Regions from separate parts of the Homo sapiens genome. Here region 1 is linked to region 2. A link is an interaction called in ENCODE POLR2A ChIA-PET data of the cell type or tissue named here. Cell type or tissue: A673. All regions are shown on one strand. Each heading gives the region's core, and the rest is flanking DNA. Links, peaks and the distances in the headings are about the cores only. Region 1 overlaps PPM1E (protein phosphatase, Mg2+/Mn2+ dependent 1E). Region 2 overlaps RAD51C (RAD51 paralog C).

Evidence for each region. Peaks named below come from ENCODE experiments on the same cell type or tissue, not always from the same donor. Only the 100,000 strongest peaks of a DNase experiment are listed, where the experiment ranks them.
Region 1: POLR2A ChIA-PET joins it to region 2 with 13 read pairs; 2 of 35 experiments call an interaction of 5 or more read pairs at or near these places.

What each region holds. Positions count from the first base shown.
Region 1 is chr17:58,915,071-58,920,452 of GRCh38, reverse strand. The region is part of intron 1 of PPM1E (protein phosphatase, Mg2+/Mn2+ dependent 1E); the gene reads right to left. Among named protein-coding and RNA genes, the nearest start is that of PPM1E, 160 kb to the right of the region's middle. In A673, for the core only: no CTCF peak of the experiment used is centred there; a DNase peak (open chromatin) is centred at 2,272; H3K4me3 peaks cover 659 bases.
Region 2 is chr17:58,708,783-58,714,164 of GRCh38, reverse strand. It overlaps RAD51C (RAD51 paralog C), which reads right to left. Exons shown (of 9, transcript NM_058216.3): 5 at 4,175-4,306. Among named protein-coding and RNA genes, the nearest start is that of RAD51C, 19 kb to the right of the region's middle. In A673, for the core only: CTCF peaks have their summits at 2,820 and 3,025 (motif pointing left); a DNase peak (open chromatin) is centred at 3,004.

The DNA.
Region 1 (5,382 bases), core at 193-5,192, 210 kb before region 2:
ACAGGAGTTGTGGGAGGAGAGTAGAATGCTTAAAATGAAGGTTTAGTTATTAGTAACGACATAGCCTAGAGGATGATCTTATGAGCAGGTGACTAAATTGAGGTGGAAGACAAGATCACTGGAGGTGAGGAGGTCAAGAAACAGAGATATCTGAGCATTGGAGGATTGTCTGTGTAGATAATGAAATAACTAAAACTTTTAAAGAGTTGTGGAGAGAAAGGCAGTAAGGTTGGTGTGGAAGGAAGGACAGTAAGTTTAGTGCTAAAACTCATTTTCCATTTTTAGAAATGACTCCTTTCCAAAAATCTTAGAGTCATTTTGATTCCTCTGTTTATCTCACATCCCAAATCCAATCCATCAGCAAATCTTCTTGGTTCTATTTTCAAAATCCGACTACCTGTTACCACTTTTATAGATAAACACCTAGTCTAAACCATCATTACTATGCTTCCCCTGGATTAATGTCATCAACTACTAACTGATCTCCCTGCTTCTACCCTGCCCTCCCCTGACCCCATAGTTTATTCTGCCAGCAAGTGCCAGATAAGATATGTCCTTTAAAACTGTCAGTGCCAATGGTAAATTCTTAGTTTTGAGTAATGTACCACAATCATGTAGCACCTGGGAGAAAGAACTCTCTATCTTTTTTTTTCCTTTTTTCTTTTGAGACAGAGTTTCATTCTTGTCGTTCAGGCTGGAGTGCAATGGTGTGATCTCGGCTCACTGCAACCTCCCCCTCCCTGGTTCAAGTGATTCTCCTGCCTCAGCCTCCTGGGTAGCTGGAATTACAGGCATGCACCACCACGCCCAGCTAATTTTTTGTGTTTTTAGTAGAGACAGGGTTTCTCCATGTTGGTCAGGCTGGTCTCAAACTCCCGATCTCAGGTGATCCTCCCATCTCGGCCTCCCAAAGTGCTGGGATTACAGGTGTGAGCCACCGTGCCCAGCCTCTATCTTTTCAACTCGCTGTAAATCTAAAATGGTTTCAAAACAGAAAGTTTAAAATTAGTTATGTCATTGACACTTATCTGCTTAAAACCACGGTGCCAAAAAGCACACAGAAGGTACTCAGTAAATATTTATTAAATGAATAGAATGAAAGCTGAATGTTAACTATTCAAGAACTCTCAAGTTCAATGACTGTATATTTTCCCTACATCACCTCTTTCCATCTATCAATTTCTATTCTTCCACCAGGTTTAGTACATGTTTCTAAATGCCACATTTCTCTTATGGTTTTCTTCCTTCTCTCACATACAATGACTATTCCTATCCATTATCTTCTGAGAGCCATAAAACCTTTAGGCATTTCTCCCTTTCAAATTTAAATTTAAATTACCTTTTCAAAGTACTCTGAATCAAACCACTGGGAAAATTACAACTCTGGAGACTATAGCTCTGCTTCCATTTATGGTTCAGTACAGAATGTTTGGGGTTTTAAACATGTCAACATCCCAGCTTATGTAGATAAAATTTTAGACCTCATAACTGTAGCTCATAAAAGCAATCCCTTTTCTGCATTTTATCTAGATTTAGATTTTGAGTTCAAGAAGCAAAGCTTTGGCTAATTCTGCATCTTTAAAAGTAACTGAATAAACGTTTCTATTCAGTTTTTTAGAAGCTTTTTTTTTTTTTTTTTTTTTTTTTGAGACGGAGTCTCCCTTTGTCACCGAGGCTGGAGTGCAGTGGTGTGATCTCGGCTCACTGCAACCTCTGCCTCCAGGGTTCAAGCAATTCTCCTGCCTCAGCCTCCCGAGTAGCTGGGACTACAAGTGCATGCCACCATGCCCGGCGAATTTTTTGTATTTTAGTAGAGATGGGGTTTCACCGTGTTGCCCAGGCTGGTCTGGAACTCCTGAGCTCAGGCAATCCACCAGCCTCAGCCTCCCAAAGTGCTAGGATTACAAGATGCATGTATTTTTAAAGCACACATTATTTTAAAAAGCTATATTTGGGAGTTTATGGTAGGTAAAAAGCACCCTACTAAAGATCATAAATTAACATTACAAGTCAGAATGAGATAGTACAGCATTAGACTTAGTCTTATATGAAAGAGGAAATCTATTTGACACAAATTCTAGTAATCTAAGTAATCGCTACCTGATAAAAACGATATGCCCTTAGGAATTCTACTGGTTAAATGTTCAGTTTCTGAAGGAACTATTTTTAAATAAGCCTTAAATGTACACCAAACCTCCAATACAGTTGGCAGCTTCAGAAAAGCTTAATTACCCTCTTATTCTTTTAACCATCCAAAGAAACCAATCCAGTGTCTACCATAGTACTTACTACCTGCTGTGAGCACAGTCAAATGGATTCCCCACTGTTAAACTCAGAAAATAAACCAAAAGAATTTTAAAAATTAAAAGAAATGGGAATGCTGATGGGGGAAGTAACAAAATTACAGCAACTAGGGACAAAATGAGAATCTCAGCCTGACTTTTAATACTGAGAAAGATCTGAGAAACTATTTTCAGGAATTCTATGGAAAATATCTAGGAAAATGCTTTTATTCATAGCTGTAAAATAAAATTCCAACTAAGAATAGAGTAATTTACCATGATTTTCTTTAAATGCTACTCCATAGGGAACTAAAGAATAAAATTATAGTTTGACTTTGAAAAGATCTGATCTGGTCAGTAAATGAAAAATGACAAAACTAAAAAAAACAAAATGAGTTATAAAACTTTTTTCTACACAGAAGAATCACAACAGTACAAAGTATGTACTATTCTAATAATGAGGAGAAGAAATAGTTGGCAGTAGATAAATACTATAGAAGGGCTCAAAGTCATTTTATTTTCCAGCAATAGCTTCTCTTCTGAATTCACCATAAAATTGGTTCTGTGCTGCTTAAGTTAAACCAAGAGTAGTGGCATCAAGCTGAGTGAATTTGATTGCAGAGAGCTACTGTCTATTTCCAAATAGTTTTCAGAAAGATGTCTCCTTGATAGAAATGCTGAATTATAACCTTAACCACAACACATCTGGGCATTGCCTTAGGAAAAACTGTCACAGAGTAAATGTAATGGAAGAAATAGGAGAATGTATGCTACATAAAAAAGTGCTACAATCCTCTTAGCTAAGAAAACAAACATAAATAGATAACAAACAATGGCAACGATTATAATATAATAAATTCTAGGCCTCACCAAAACAAAAAACAAAAAACACCTCAATACATTATGTGTATCTTTTAATTTTCAATGAATACAGATAGTTTTTTTTTTTTTTCTTTTTTTTGAGACAGAGTCTCGCTCTGTTCCCCAGGCTGGAGTGCAGTGGTGCAATCTCGGCTCACTGCAACCTCTGCCTCCCAGGTTCAAGTGATTATCATGCCTCAGCCTCCCGAGTAGTTGGGATTACAGGCATGAACAACCACGCCCGGATAATTTTTGTATTTTTAGTAGAGACGGGGTTTCACCATGTTGGCTCGGCTGGTCTCACACTCCTGGCCTCAAGCAATCCACCTGCCTTGGCCTCCCAAAGTGCTGGGATTACAGGTGTGAGCCACCGTGCCCCACCACAGATAGTTCTTACAGTTACTGAGGGAATCTCTGTTGACTAGTTTACTAGTCTTATATAATAATACCACATATTTGTATAGTACTTTATGTTTACAAATGGTTTTCCCATATACTATCTCAGCCCTTAAAGCTCTCAGTTAAACCCTGAGAGATAGGTACTATATGTATTAAAGCAAAATCATAGAATTGGAAGGAACCACAGAAGTCATCTGGCCAACTTTCAATTTACAGGTAGGGATTCTCTCTATAATATCCCTAACATCTGATTAGTTAGCTTCTGTCATAATTTCTTTCTTTTTTGAGATAGGGTCTCGCTCTGTCACTCAGGCTGGAGTGGAGTGATGTGATCATGGCTCACTGCAGCCTCAACCTCTTGGGCTCAAGCAATCCTCCAGCCTCAGCCTCCTGAGTAGCTGGGATTATAGGTGTGAGCCACTGTGCGGGGCTATACTTTCTTTTTTTAAATGACAGCAAGCTCATCCTTAAGCTATAATTTCTTACTGACAGGAATTCATAAGCAAAGGCCTGTGGAGAATGTACAAGAATTAATTAAATATTTACTTAAATGGGATCAGGGAAACAGGACAATAGAAAATTCTACCTCTATCCTATTACTTTCTATTTATTCAAAATTTATTATGTGCTAGACATTGTCTTTATGTACACGCTGTCTTTTAAACTTTACAACAACCTGTAAGGAGCAGCTAATAGCAGCTTACTTGTTAGGAATGCTATGCTTGAAATTATTTTTTTCCAAATTATTTAATGGCCTTTAAAATCTATTTAAATGCAGTGGAATGTGTCTGTAGTCCCAGCTACTTGGGAGGCTGAGGTGAGAGGATCACTTGAGAGCAGGAGTTTGAGTCTAGACTGGGCAACATAACGAGAAACCCTGTCTCAAACAAATAAGAAAAACCACAACACAATTTAAATGGAAAAACTCTAAGAATGCATGCTGAATAGTAGACATAGGTAAAGATGAAGTATGATTGTACCCATTTTATAGATGAGAAAATTGAGTTAAGTGAATTAGCCCTAGTTATATTTAGGAAGTAATGGGGTGGGACCTAGAACACAAATTTTCTATCTACTAATTCAGCATTAATTCCATTCCACATTGCAAAGTAGGTAAGCTACAATGCATTTTAATAGAGAAAAACATTTGAAAAATCCCTTAAATATGCAACAAAAATAAAACTATTTGGCTATAAAAATGGCACTTAATATAGCCAGCTCTGAGTTGAATGGGAATTATAAAGATGTAAAATTCAGGGCTTTTACAAACTAACAATCTACTGACCATACATGATTCAATATAGTCTTTGGTCATTGTGTCAGAGGCATTTGAACCAGAGCAACTCCATCTTGAATAGGGGTTGGGTAAAATAAAGCTGAGACCTACTGGGCTGCATTCTCAGACAGTTAGGCATTCTAAGCCATAGGATGAGAGAGGAGGTCGGCACAAGACACAGGTCTTGAAGACCTTGCTGATAAAACAGGACGCAGTAAAGAAGGTGGCTAAAACCCACCAAAACCAAGATTGCAACCAGAGCGACCTCTGGTCATCCTCATTGCCACATTCCCACCAGTGCCATGACAGTTTACAAATGCCATGGCAACATGAGAAAGTTATCCTATAGGATCTAAAAAGGGGAGGCATGAATAATCCACCCCTTGTTTAGCATATAATCAAGAAATAACCATAAAAATGGACAACCAGCAGCCCTCAAGGCTGCTCTGTCTATGGGGTAGTCATTCTTTTATTCCTTTACTTTCTTAATAAACTTGCTTTCTCTTTGCACTGTGGACTTGCCCTGAATTCTTGCACAAAATCCAAGAACCCTCTCTTGGGGTC
Region 2 (5,382 bases), core at 308-5,307:
AAAAATACAAAAATTAGCCAGGTGTGGTGGTGCACGCCTGTAATCCCAGCTATTCGGGAGACTGTGGAATGAGAAGCTCTGGAACCTGGGAGGTGGAGGCTGCAGTGAGCCAAGAGTGTGACACTGTACTCCAACCTGGGTGAGAGAGGAAGACTCTATCTAAAACAGAAAAAAAAAAAAGAGAGAGACCATCAATAAGGAGGTGGTTAAAAAAACTACGCTACAGGGTGGGCACAGTGGCTCATGCCTATGGAAGGCTGAAGCAGATGGATCCCTTAAGCCCAGGAGTTCAAGAACAGCCTAGGCAACATAGTGAGACCTCATCTCTACAAAAAACTTATTTATTTATTTATTTTGGAGCTAGAGTCTCACTGTGTCTCCCAGGCTGGAGTGCAACAGTGTGATCTTGGCTCACTGCAACCTCCACCTCCCGAGTTCAAGTGATTCTCCTGCCTCAGCCTCCCAAGTAGCTAGGACTACAGGTGAGCACCAACACACCTGGCTAATTTTTGTATTATTAGTAGAGACAAGGTTTCACCATGTTGGCAAGGCTGGTCTTGAACTCCTGACCTCAAGTGATCTGCTTGCCCTGGCCTCCCACAGTGGTGGGTTATAGGTGTGAGCCACCGTGCCCAGCCTCTACAAAAAATTTAAAAATTGGCTGGGTGTGGTGGTGTGTGCCTGTGGTCTCAGTTACTCAAGAGGCTGAGGTGAAAGGATTGCTTAAGCCCAGGAGATTGAGGCTACAGTGAACCAAGATCATGCCACTGCACTCTAGCCTGGATGACAGAGCGAGACCCTGTCTCATAAAAAAGAAAACCCAAAAACAAATACAAATACAAAAAAAACCTATGCTACAGTCATACAGCAAAATACTATGCAGCTGTTAGTGTAAAGCAGACTTATAAGTAGTGTACATGGAAAAAAAAAGTAGTATACATGGAAAGATGTTCACAATATATTAAGTGAAAAACAGAAAACTGCTTTGCATAATAGCATGTATAATATGACCTCATTTTCATTTCTTTTTGTGTTTTTGAAGACAGGGTCTTGCTCTGCTGCCTAGGCTGGAGTGCAGTGGTGCGATCTCAGCTCACTGCAACCTTTGCCTCCCAGCCTCAAGCAATACTCCCACCTCAGCCGCTTAAGTAGCTAGAACTATAGGTGCATGCCACTATGCTTGGCTAAGATTTTTTTAAAAATTTGTAGCGATGAAGTCTCACTATATTTCCCAGGCTGGTCTCAAACTCATGGGCTCAAGTGATCCTCCCACCTTGGCCTCCCAAAGTGCTGGGATTACAGGCGTGAGCCACTGCGGTGGCATGACCTCATTTTCTTTTTTTTTTGAGACGGAGTCTTGCTCTGTCGCCCAGGCTGGAGTGCAGTGGCGTATCTCAGCTCACTGCAAGCTCCGCCTCCCGGGTTCATGCCATTCTCCTGCCTCAGCCTCCCGAGTAGCTGAAATTACAGGCGCCCGCCATCAAGCCTAGCTACTTTTTTGTATTTTTAGTAGAGATGGGGTTTCACCGTGTTAGCCAGGATGGTCTCGATCTCCTGACCTCGTGATCTGCCCGCCTTGGCCTCCCAAAGTGCTGGGATTACAGGCGTGAGCCACCACACCTGGCCTATGACCTCATTTTCTAAAACGTAAGTTTGTATATGCATGAAGTCTGCAAAAATATTTACACCAGACAACAATATTTACACAATCTCTGAGTAATGAATAATCGCTTCCTACATTTTTTATTGTTTAGAACTTTTTTTTTCTTTTACAAAAAGCATACATAACTTAAAATTTCTTTTTTTTTTTTTTTTTTTTTGAGATGGAGTGTTGCTCTCTCGCCCAGGATGGAGTGCAGTGGCGCAATCTTGGCTCACTGCAACCTCCGCCTTCTGGGTTCAAATGATTCCCCTGCCTCAGCCTCCTGAGTAGCTGGGATTACAGGCATGCCACCACGCCTGACTATTTTTTGTATTTTTAGTAGAGATGGGGTTTCACCATGTTGGTCAGGCTGGTCTCGAACTCCTGACCTCATGATCCGCCCACCTCAGTCTCCCAAAGTGCTGGCATTACAGATGTGAGCCGCCGTGCCCGGCCAATTATTCTTATTTTATGTATTTTTTTTTTTAGAGATGGGGTCAAGCTTTGTTGTTCAGGCTGGTCTCAAACTCCTGGCTTCAGGCGGTCCTCCCACTTTGGCCTTCCAAAAGTGCTGGGATTACAGGTGTGAGTTACCACATCTGGCCTTAAAATTATAAAATACATTATCAAAAGCCATACATGTTATATATATGTTAATTGGGAAAAAAAACCTTCAAGCAAAGAAATTATAAAGTAAGAGAGGGAAAGTGTGTCCCTAACCCTACAAAATCCCATCCTTTGAAGAAGCCAAGTCTGGGCACAGTGGCTTATGCATGTAATCCTAGTACTTTAGGAGGCTGAGGCCGGCAGATGATCGCTTGAGCCCAACCTCCGCCTTCTGACCAGCTGGGCAACATGGTGAAACCCCATCTCTACAAAAAAAAAAATACAAAAATTAGCCGGGCATGGTGGCATGTGCCTCTAGTCTCAGCTACTAGGGAGGCTGAGGTGGCAGGATCACTTGAGCCCGAGATGTCGAGGCTGTGGCGAGCCCTGATTGTACCACTGCACTTCAGTAAGATTCTGTCTCCAAAAAAATAAAAAAGAAGTAGCCACTGTTAATGTTTTGGTCCTTTCAGATCTTTCTCTTCATATATACAAATATAAATGCATACATATAATTATAAGTTTTCTCTAAACTGAGGTAACATTAAATATATTTTATATACAACTTAAATTTCTTCACTCAATAACATATATGTATATATCTTCTTCCATGTTAGGACGTTTATATTTACATCACTCTTCTTAAACACTACCTACTATTTGATGTTATTGTTTGGATTGCTTTTTTAGTCGGAAAAGGTGAAGCTATTTCTGTTAAAAACATAAGGAACTATGCAACCTATTAGTCTTGAGTGCCCCCTACTGGAGGCTCTTCACTGATATTAACAAAAGGCTAAATTACAATTAATTTAAGCAAAAAGTAATTCAAACACAGGGCACTATGCTTTTCAGCATATGGCAAAAAAAATTGGAAATTCAAAGAAAAAAGTATGCTTTAAAATGACTTTACTGAGGAAGTTCTTTATTTACTTATGATGTATTACAGGTATGTGCTAAGGTCTCTCTAATTAAGGTAAAGACAAAGAAATCAAGTTAAGCAGTTTGACCTTACATCTTACTCCCAGACAAATGTGTGTATTTGTGTCAGTGGTGGGATGTGGATTCAGGGTGGGAAGTAATGGCAAACAAGCAGTTAAAGAGGAGTGAGGTAAAACTTTAAAAAAAAAAATCTCTTCCCTTCTGAGCCGATATTTACTTCTCTCCTCACATTTCAAATCTTCAAGAGTTATTTAGCTCTACCTCAAAGCATCTAGGTTGTTTACACCGGTTATGTTTCAATCCATCTGAATCTGTGATTACATACCACATAATAATCAAAGACTCAAAGGAGAAGAAAACCAGGGATGTTGGAAGAGTTAACCTGAAAAACATCCAAAGTATATTTAAACAAAGAAGACACTGCAATTAACAAAGGTGGCATTTCTTTATCAAACAAAGTCCTTTTTTTTTTTTTTTGCCTTGAGACGGAGTCTTGCTGCTGCCCAGGCTGGAGTGTGATGGCGCGTTCTCCACCCACTGTAACCTCCGCCTCCTGGGTTCAAGTGATTCTCCTACCTCAGCCTCCCGAGTAGGTGGGATTACAGGGGCATGCCACCACACCGGGCTAATTTTTGGTTTTTTTTTTTTTTTTTTTTTTTTAGTAGAGACAGGGTTTCACCATGTTGGCGAGGGTGGTCTCAAACTCCTGACCTCATGATCCACCTGCCTCGGCCTCCCAAAGTGCTGGGATTACAGGCACGAGCTACCGCGCTCAACCACAAAGTCCATTAATTATGCTTGTTATTTTCCAGGAAAACTGACACTTATGACCAGAATTTTTTAATGGAAACCAACCAAACGTAACTTTACTCAAAACTGCATGTCTATATTATTTGTCAGGCAAACGCTATTTTGACATTTCTAGACATTAACATTTTATACAGTCTTGACTTTGTTATAAAACTCTCTTCACTAGTTAATACTTACAGCTAATCTGTGATTATTTGCAAGGCTGATCATTTGCTGGGCTAGGCCATTTAATAACCGAGTACGAAGAGACAGGTCATCTAGGTCATGACGAAATGGAAAAGCAATACCATCCACTATCACTAGTCGAACCTAAATACAGAAGAGATAATATTAGATTTGTTACGAAAAATAAAATAATAATAATAAAAATGCTCTCTCTCTCCAAGAGAGCAGGGACCTTCTCTCTTATTTACTATATTCTTCTGTCTTATTTACTATATCATCCCCAATGCCTGGAACAGTAAATAGCATATAGGAAAGGAGGTGTCAATTAATACTTGCTAAATGAAGAAACAAATACTCTAAATAAAACAACTTACTTAGACATTGCTTCATAAAAGCCTCTTCTTTAATCCAACCCTTACTAGATAGAAAAAAACATAGCATTGGAAAAACCATAGTCCATTACAGGAAAAAACCTTAAAACCCAGGGCTTTATTTCCAACTGTCTAAAGTATGGCTTTCTTTTGGAAAGTTACAAAGCTGTTCAGCCAGTGCTTTCTGCAATAATCACTAAAAGTTAAAACGGACTCTGCTTTGATAATTTCTCAACTTTAAAAAAGTAATTCAAAGGCTGGGCGCGGTGGCTCACACCTGTAATCCCAGCACTTTGGGAGGCCGAGGCAGGTGGATCACGAGGTCAGGAGTTCAAGACCAGCCTGGCCAAGATGGTGAAACCCCATCTCTGCTAAAACTACAAAAATTAGCCAGGCACAGTGGCAGGCACCTGTAATCCCAGGTACTCAGGAGGCTGAGGCAGGAGAATCTCTTGAACCCTGGTGGCAGAGGTTGCGCCACTGTACTCCAGCCTGGGCGACAGAGTGAGACTTTGTCTCAAAAAAAAAAAAAAAAAAAAGTAATTCAAAAAGAAAAAGGAATAATTATAATTTTCTTTAACTTGCCACTGTACACAGTCTTTACTGATAAAAAGCACATTTAAAGTCTTTGTAAAACATTCTGAAAAGGCTTAAAGAAAAAGTCTTGGTAAAACAACACATTTGTCAATTAAATATACCAATTTTACCTTCCGGGTTCTTTTTATGTTTCCTAAAACAAAAAACAAAAAACAAAAAAACCTTCAGGCTGGGCGCGGTGGCTCACATCTGTAATCCCAGCACTTTGGGAGGCCGAAGCAGGTGGATCACGAGGTCAGGAGTTTGAGACCA